Linked DNA regions of Homo sapiens: region 2 is linked to region 1. Evidence: chromatin loops called from intact Hi-C (ENCODE). Cell type or tissue: mammary epithelial cell. All regions are shown on one strand. Links, peaks and the distances in the headings refer to the core of each region. The heading gives the core; the rest is flanking DNA. Region 1 overlaps ITGA2 (integrin subunit alpha 2). Region 2 overlaps ITGA1 (integrin subunit alpha 1).

The links. Peaks named below come from ENCODE experiments on the same cell type or tissue, not always from the same donor. Only the 100,000 strongest peaks of a DNase experiment are listed, where the experiment ranks them.
Region 2: a loop joins it to region 1, with 13 times the contacts of the local background. A loop is called at or near these places in 105 of 110 quality-filtered maps.

Annotation. Positions count from the first base shown.
Region 1 is chr5:53,093,971-53,098,313 of GRCh38, forward strand. ITGA2 (integrin subunit alpha 2) reads left to right here. Exons shown (of 30, transcript NM_002203.4): 30 at 1-809. MOCS2 (molybdenum cofactor synthesis 2) reads right to left here. Exons shown (of 7, transcript NM_004531.5): 7 at 1,709-4,343. Among named protein-coding and RNA genes, the nearest start is that of MOCS2, 14 kb to the right of the region's middle. In mammary epithelial cell, for the core only: a CTCF peak has its summit at 2,150 (motif pointing left); no DNase peak of the experiment used is centred there.
Region 2 is chr5:52,946,232-52,950,704 of GRCh38, forward strand. ITGA1 (integrin subunit alpha 1) reads left to right here. Exons shown (of 29, transcript NM_181501.2): 28 at 1,114-1,230. ITGA2-AS1 (ITGA2 antisense RNA 1) reads right to left here. Exons shown (of 4, transcript NR_186583.1): 3 at 2,594-2,676. Among named protein-coding and RNA genes, the nearest start is that of ITGA2, 41 kb to the right of the region's middle. In mammary epithelial cell, for the core only: a CTCF peak has its summit at 2,448; a DNase peak (open chromatin) is centred at 2,440; H3K27ac peaks cover 1,763 bases.

The DNA.
Region 1 (4,343 bases), core at 1-4,000:
CTGTGAAGAGTAAAACTAAAGCCAATTTATTATAGTCACACAAGTGATTATACTAAAAATTATTATAAAGGTTATAATTTTATAATGTATTTACCTGTCCTGATATATAGCTATAACCCAATATATGAAAATCTCAAAAATTAAGACATCATCATACAGAAGGCAGGATTCCTTAAACTGAGATCCCTGATCCATCTTTAATATTTCAATTTGCACACATAAAACAATGCCCTTTTGTGTACATTCAGGCATACCCATTTTAATCAATTTGAAAGGTTAATTTAAACCTCTAGAGGTGAATGAGAAACATGGGGGAAAAGTATGAAATAGGTGAAAATCTTAACTATTTCTTTGAACTCTAAAGACTGAAACTGTAGCCATTATGTAAATAAAGTTTCATATGTACCTGTTTATTTTGGCAGATTAAGTCAAAATATGAATGTATATATTGCATAACTATGTTAGAATTGTATATATTTTAAAGAAATTGTCTTGGATATTTTCCTTTATACATAATAGATAAGTCTTTTTTCAAATGTGGTGTTTGATGTTTTTGATTAAATGTGTTTTGCCTCTTTCCACAAAAACTGTAAAAATAAATGCATGTTTGTACAAAAAGTTGCAGAATTCATTTGATTTATGAGAAACAAAAATTAAATTGTAGTCAACAGTTAGTAGTTTTTCTCATATCCAAGTATAACAAACAGAAAAGTTTCATTATTGTAACCCACTTTTTTCATACCACATTATTGAATATTGTTACAATTGTTTTGAAAATAAAGCCATTTTCTTTGGGCTTTTATAAGTTATATATTTTACTATTTTTATCTTATACATTCACTTTGCTCACATCCAAGACTCAATTTAAGAAGACTGAGGCTATAATTAATTTGCCATAAGTGTCCAGTCTATGTTTCTAGCAGTGACCACAAGGATCTTCTTTTGTAAGACTCTTAAACTGCCTTCGAAGTTTTGAGACAGTGTAAAGCATTGCTCCTCAAAGTGTGGCCCAGGGACAGATGGTGCTGCATCACCTGGAGCCTGTTAAAAAACACAGATCTCAGGGGCCACTCAAAACTATTCAAGTCAAATTGTAAGTTCTACAGCATCCCCAGGTGATTCATATTGCATTGAAGTTGAGAAGCACTGCTCTAAAGCTTACCTTTTGAAATAAAATGTGTGCTTGGAATAGAGAGGGAAAAAAAATCAGCCAAACTGCTGCAACATGCAAAAGCAGAGTCATCTGCACAGTTTAAAAAAAATCATAATAAGCAGGAAGGTTTAAATATTTTTAAAGAGTAAATATGCTGAAATAAATATGCTGTAAGTTATAAAGTAAGTACACGTTGGGCTCACAGACTGCCATCGCTGTACAGATGGCAGAGTAATGCAAAGACAGGGTGGAAAGTGTGTGTGTGCTGCCATAAATAGCGATGCACCAGCATCTCCATTCATGTCTGCGGCGCTCTCTCACATGCCTCCCTGCCCATCGCAGTTGTGCTGAGCCGTCTCAGGAGGGCAGCTCACTGCAGCACAACCATCAATAAGTGTGTCTGCTATATATCTCACATTAAAATACAATCTTGGAGAGCTGAATGTGGGAATTGCAGCTACTTGGGAGGCTGAGGCAGGGAGGATCCTTTGAACCCAGGAGTTCAAGGCCGGCAACATGAGACCCCCCCCCTCCCAGCTCTTAAAAAATAAAATGTTAGAGAAAGAGAGCACTAAGTTTTATTTCTTTGTTTTTCACAGAGCAGGTTAGGAAATGCTGTACAGGTTAGGAAGACCTGTATTAAAGCAATCATTTATATCCCATAGTTAACTGGAAAATAATTTTATACTTACTTTTTAAAAAGTACTTCTTTTTATTTATTCTACATCACTTGTTAAAAACTACAAATTGCATTTTCAAAAACTCCTTCCTGATCCTATCATAATCTTTTAATATTTTTAAGGTGTCAATTAAAGATTGGACATCATCTTACATAAAATCAGGGCCTAATTTTCATTTCGGAACCACTACAGCCTGACTTTAAAGAAAATGGCTACTAAACTGAACTTTTGGTTCTATGCAAAATTAAATCTAAGTAAGACTCAAGTTGCTAAGAGCAACTTTACTATAACTTTTACTATGGCTCTGGCTCTACTGCCCTCTGCTGGATGATCCACCGAACTACATCACACAAATCATTCTTGAGAGATCTTCACTGTACCAGGTGCTCAGTAACTGTGTAAGATGTCTAAATCACTTATTTCTCAAAAAAGGCTGAAAATATATTGTGACTCTATACATCATATCCAAAGGACAAAAATGTCCACAAAATAAGTCACTCATTGAATATCTGCTGTTACTTTCATTCAAAGATGATAAAAATCAATTTCATTTTACCACCTGTTCAAAAATACTTGAAACATAAATAATTTGAATTTCCTATTTCTTAAGTGAACTTACCTAGCAATCATGCAAAGTCACGGCTTTAAAGTGACCAAGAAACACTGCAGGCAATCTGATTAAAGGCTAATTATTTTTTTTAGATTACTCTTCTAGTTACTTGAAGCTAAGTTACAGAGATGATAGAAAAGCTACATATCAGAGTGACAGTAGCCCCTTAATATCTGAACCACCAATTAACTCTGCCACTCCTAAGTAAGCAAGGGTCAGTAAAGATCCTATCTAAGTCAAGTGCAATGCACTAAAATCTTTCAAGGCCATTCCATCCCAGTTCTGGCATGCCCCAGGTTAACTCCTTAACCTCTCTGTTGGAGACTTTAAAAGCATAACAGTCTCAGTTCCAAACTTAGAATAAAGCCTACTTAATGAAGGCATGATTCTTTTAAAACATAAAGAATGTTCTATGTTCTTTAAAAACATCATTACCCTCAATAAGGAACTTCTAAAGAAATATCTAAGTAGGAAAGTCTTGAAATCCACATATACCTATCAACATTGCATATGACATAACATCCATTTAACAACCTATGTCCAAAATCCTAGAAATGTCCAGTGACCCAGTAACCCCATGATAATGTGCTTTTAGATATAATGCAACAGCCAACACCCACCCCTTCTCTCCAATGGGGACAGGCGGAAGCTCGATGGCAAGCCAGAGTGACACTGAACTGTGAAGGTAAGGCTGAGACCAAACAGGCAACCCGAACCCGGCAGAGGAAGTAGGCGGAGGGTTTGTCTGCCCTTCCAGTATCCTTCTGGCCCAATCTCTCCAGACGGACTAATGAACAAGCATCAACTGATGTAACCAGGTGATTCCTAAAGTCAGTGTGGCTGTCCTATGGGTCCCAGCCACAGATAAGATGCAGAGTGTTCCTCAAGGTATTTTAGGTTGGCAGAAAAAGATCACTGGGTGGGTGCCTGGCACAAAACAGGCATTCAATAAATATTTGTTGAATAAATGGGTTCCTTAGGTAAAAGATGTTTTCACTACATATAACAAATAGGATTACTACGTTTCTTATTTGTCCCAGACATAAGAAAAAAATCCTTCAATCTAAGTGTCTGAAAGTATAGCTTTTGTTCTTAATATGCATAATGCAAATTTTGTGATGATGCCGACTGCCCAAATTTTGCCTGTATTTTATTATTTTATGAGCTATGTGTTTACCTGAAATTTGCTGAGAGTAGACCTTAAATATTCTCACCACACAGAAGAGGGGACTATGTGAGCTGAGGAATATGTTAATTAGTTGGATTATGGTAATCACCTCACAATGTATATGTGTATCAAAAATCACATTGTATACTTTAAATACATACAATTTTTGTCAAGTATACCTAAATAAAGCTGGAAAAAAAAATTTAAGAACTATATGGGACTTATATGTACAAGTCTATCAAAATACTATAAAGCTTAACCAGTTAAAAATTGGGGCATTGTTTACCTAAACATTTCAACACAAACCACCTTGTTGCTAGTTAGCTTTATGACAATTTTGTGCTGATTTGTATATTGATACAAAATTAACAACTAATAAAAAACAACAAAAAGTTTTCTGGTAAGATTATAGATTCTGAAATCCCAGAAATCTCCATAATGAGAACTATTTTAGGCAATTTAAAAAAAAAGAAAATACTCTTTTTAAACTTTTGAAATCATGGGTTTTAGTTTATTATTTTTAATATATTTCTGAAAATGTATAATATCAAGACTGTCTGATAATGCTTTTTTAATACTTTCCAGTTCTGCCAACATTCCTGTCATGCATCCTTAATAACAATGCTCTCCCAGAACCGGGATGGGGGGCGGTGAGGTGGGGTTGGTGGGGGAGTACGTTTCTGAGCTAGTTAAAGTCACTGAGGAGGGCCCATACCTCAATGTGTGTTGAGT
Region 2 (4,473 bases), core at 158-4,157, 150 kb before region 1:
ATATGTTTAAAATCTGCCTTGCTGGGCTTAGTGGCTCATGTCTGTCATCCCAGCCTACTCGGGAGACTGAGATGGAAGGATCACTTTAGCCCAGGAGTTTGAGATCAGCCTGGGCAAAATAGTGAAACCCCATCTGTGTTTTGTTTTGTTTTGTTTTAAGAAACTGTCATAATGGTCTGATGCTGTATATGTCTACATTCTTGCCAGCTCTGTCACCTACCTGGAGTGATTTGAGAGGTTTTGATTAGTATCATGCATATACAAATCTCTCCCCTGTTAGTTTCTTTTTCTACCCTAATCTTCCCTCTAGGTAAAGAAATTGAGGTGTTACTGTTAAAGGCAAATACAGGGCTTGAACTATTACTAGCCATTGATATCTACCCTAAATTAATTTTTTTCAAATCCCCCAGGGATGAGACACAGAGCAGATAGGTTTCATTGAGGTTTGAGTGCCACCCTGAGAGAGCTTGAGTAGCTGGAACACTAAAAGCGGTCCATTTTACAGCTTTGCTTCAGTTAAAACCTGATTTATACATGTGGACCCAGTGATAAGTCAAGTAGAAGAAACATTGTGGTATAATGAAGAGCACACTGGGAGTGAATACATATGCAAACATTCACTTACCCATACACTTGACATGTATGCATTATACTTTCAATTTATAAACAAAAAATTATGCACACTAGAAATAAAATAAGGAGACTTTCTCAGGTTCTTATGACAACAAACTGCGACATTCCAATCTAAACTAATGCTATTGTGATAATACAGTAGTGTACTAATTAATCTTTAACACACATAATACTTTGGTTCTCCCTGAGTTAAACAGAAATTCACTCCTCCCCTTGAGCATTCCAATCCATTGACATTTAACCCTTTATGTATAAATTTCAGAAGGATAATATTATAAATACCTTTTGGTAATAATAAATTTGACATAGTTAGAGATTTAGACTAGATGAAGAGCATTTTCTAATGTAAATCTAATGTTTTCTCATTATATAGTAACGAGATTAATGCACTGGTAGAGAATTGTAGCCTGCAAGAACTCAATGTTCCAGGAGTTCTAATAGGTGTTTATTATGTTAACAATCTTGTTTAATAATTTTCAGCTTGCTATTCAAATATCCAAAGATGGGCTACCGGGCAGAGTGCCATTATGGGTCATCCTGCTGAGTGCTTTTGCCGGATTGTTGCTGTTAATGCTGCTCATTTTAGCACTGTGGAAGGTAAACACCAAAATTCCTTTGACTCTCTACTTCAATCATCAACAGCAAACTGGAGAAATAAGCTCTGATATATTCAGACTATGTAATATAGTATTATTACAGCAATGAAACAAACGTTGAAATGATGACTAAGGGAAAGAAAAAAGAAAAATGCGTATTTCAAACACTGCACACAACTTGACCCAATTTTTGTAAAGGAAAAAAAACTTATTTTAAGTTAGAAATAGTCAAAAATTCACAAAAGTATCTTTCTAGAGTTTAGTATGATAGGGGACTTTCACATGTGTAACAATTAAAATTTTATAATAAGTATGTATTTCTTTTATAAACAGAGAACAATGAAAACTGTCTTTTATAGAGAAAGAAAAAATGAATTCCTATGTCAATTTAAGGATATATAAGCAGTAGATTCAAGGTTAAAATAAGCCTTGTTTTAATCACATCTCCATGTGTCTTAAATATCAAATAATTCTTTAATGTTTAAATATATATGGCACATTTTATGTAATAAATTGTGTGCCTGAGTGGAGGATAAGGGATCAGCTGATGTAGGGGAGATCTTAAAGTTTCACAGACTCCTATTTCAAATTCTGTGGTAAATGTGAGTAACCACCTATTTTGTGTCAAGTAACTCTGGATATTTATGTAATGTTTTGCTTAGGCTGAAATAGACATGATTTTTAAAACTCTTAGCAGCTGTATAATTTTCACATTAAGTAGAATTGAGATGACAGCTTTTGGGATAAGTTGAATAGAGAATAACATCCCATACAGAGTTGAATGTTTTTTCAATTAAATATCAAATAAGCATTTATTCTAGCATAATATCCCCCTAGATTTTACCTATTGTTTTGTTAAATAGTTAAATTATGTTAAAAATATAGGTTGTGGCTACATATTAATTGTTCTATTACCTGAGCAACATAATTATTTAATCAAATAGTTTAAATAGCAAGTTTCTCTCCCACTGAAATACCAACTGTTCCTATCCTTTCTTACTCTCCTATGACTCACTTCCTCTTTTGAGGGGCTTAGTCTCAGAGGAGATGGTGAACAAAGCCAGATGTAGGTCAGTGGCATTTAATTCAGTAAATAGAATCCATGGCTTTTCTCTAGCAAAGTTCCCCAAACAAAATTCTCCACTATAGCCAATGTCCAGCTCTTCCTTCTACTTTATAAGGGATCAGTGTTCTCTCTGTAATACCTAGCTTTGCCACACTGTGGTACCCAAGGCCTGGCTTATTGGTGTCAAGGTTGTACTTGAAATATAGGAAGTGGTTTCTTCATTTCTATGCACCTCTAATAGAGAGTGTTACTGTTGATTTTTTTCAGCATAGTCTTCTGTTCTCAGCACTGCACTTACCTCTATGGTTTTAGAACACCGCTGGCAGGAGAAGAGGAAAACCAGAGCTGATATTTGGATAGGTTCTTTCAGGCCTTGTACCTCTGTTTCAGACAAACAAATAGGAAATTTCAGTCACCTATTTTTCAGTCAGTAGTCTGAAAAAGCATAAATGTAAAACTAAGCTCATTGTTTCATCCAGATAATGATGTGTTGATACATTCTGACAGCTTCTTAGGTTATTATTAATATTATTATTATTGCAGGCCCAAAAGAAGATCATTTGACAAACTTTGGGCTGTCTTACCCGGTAGAAATAGTTCAGCCACTTCATTGGGAGGCCCAGCAATCAGAACTGTGATTCTAAGGTAGAAGGGAAGAAACTAGCTCTTATCGAATGCTTACTATGTGCAGGGAGCTATTTTAAACATTTCTGCTTTAAGCATTCCCACTTAATACTCATATCAACCTTATGAGGTCGTATGAACCTCCTCTTTTAAGTGAAGAACATAAAATTTAAGTATATTTCCCAAAGACACATAGTGAGATTCAGAGTAAGGATCTGAATTCTGTGCCAAAACCACTGACTATTATCACTCTGTGTTCTCTCTTGCTTCCATTCACTCTGGTGTCCTTGCAACAATCTTTTCGACCAAGTATTTTAACTACATTTTACACCTGAGGACATTAAAGCAAAGGGAGGTAAAGTGACTCTCCCATGATTACTAGCTAGTAAATGACTGGATTCAAGGAATGATCTACAGAGCTCTTTCTTTTTCCAATATATCCTACTGCTGCAGGCTATAGGGTAGGGCTCTTTACTCTGGAGCTCCAGGAGTTGGGTTTTGTTCAAGAGAGTCATGAACTCTCTTAAACACATAATACTGTCTTTGGTTTTGGAATGAGGGTCCCTGGTTGGATTCAGACTTTCGGTAGTTCCATTATATCAAGAAGGCTAATCCCACTTCCCCCTACTTTAAAGTTCTGTTGGAAGCTGCCTGAAGCATGAGTTCAGTTGCAGTAGGTTCAGAAGAGCTACTCTTATCCCAGACATCTTTTTTATTCTAACTAGATCTGGATCAGACACCTCAGGACTATCCCTTCTTCCTTCCTTTCCTGAATCCCACCAGTTTGGAGTTCATTGGAACTCCCAAGTCTGAGTCTCTGTGTAAGAGACAGGCCAAAAGTTTCTCTTAGAGCAGAGATTCACTTTCAAAAGACACAGTCTTTATATCTTTGTCTTCATCATACACATGGCAAAAATTAAAGCTTGACAAAGTGTTAGTAGCTGCTTAATACACTTCATGATTGATGGGAGGAATCTTGTAGGGGACGTAGGTTTAAATAGGTGGAGAAACTTGTCCTGAACTGTGGTACCACATGCCGGGGGAGATGCCAGCACACCAGGAGCCATGAGAGACTCAGAACATTCCTCTCTCCTAACTTGATGTCATAATGATGCCTGAAGTTCCTCAACTGATGATTTATTTATTAATCCTAAAGCTTTATTCTTCATCCAATATACATGTTCTGGGTGGGTGTGGATGGGGACTGGTGTCTCACCACTTTTTAGTCTTTTATACATTAGTATGAATTTATTCATTCAGCAATTATTCCATGTTATATTCATTAAGCACTTACTTTTCTGACAGTTATCACCTCATTAGAGCCTTTGCCATAGGGTTTTGAACAAGGGATCATGAAGCAAACACAGGAAGGAAAAAATGAAAGCCAGTGCTGCAAAGAAAGTGTTGGGGCTGAAAACAAACTCTATTGGTTTCAAATTTGGGCTAGGATTGGCCCAGTCCATCTTGAAGCTATAAACTATTTTCTCCTAATCTCCACTCTTTGCCACTCAACTTCTCTTAAAAACCCATGTTAATTGGTTGGGTGGAGTGCTT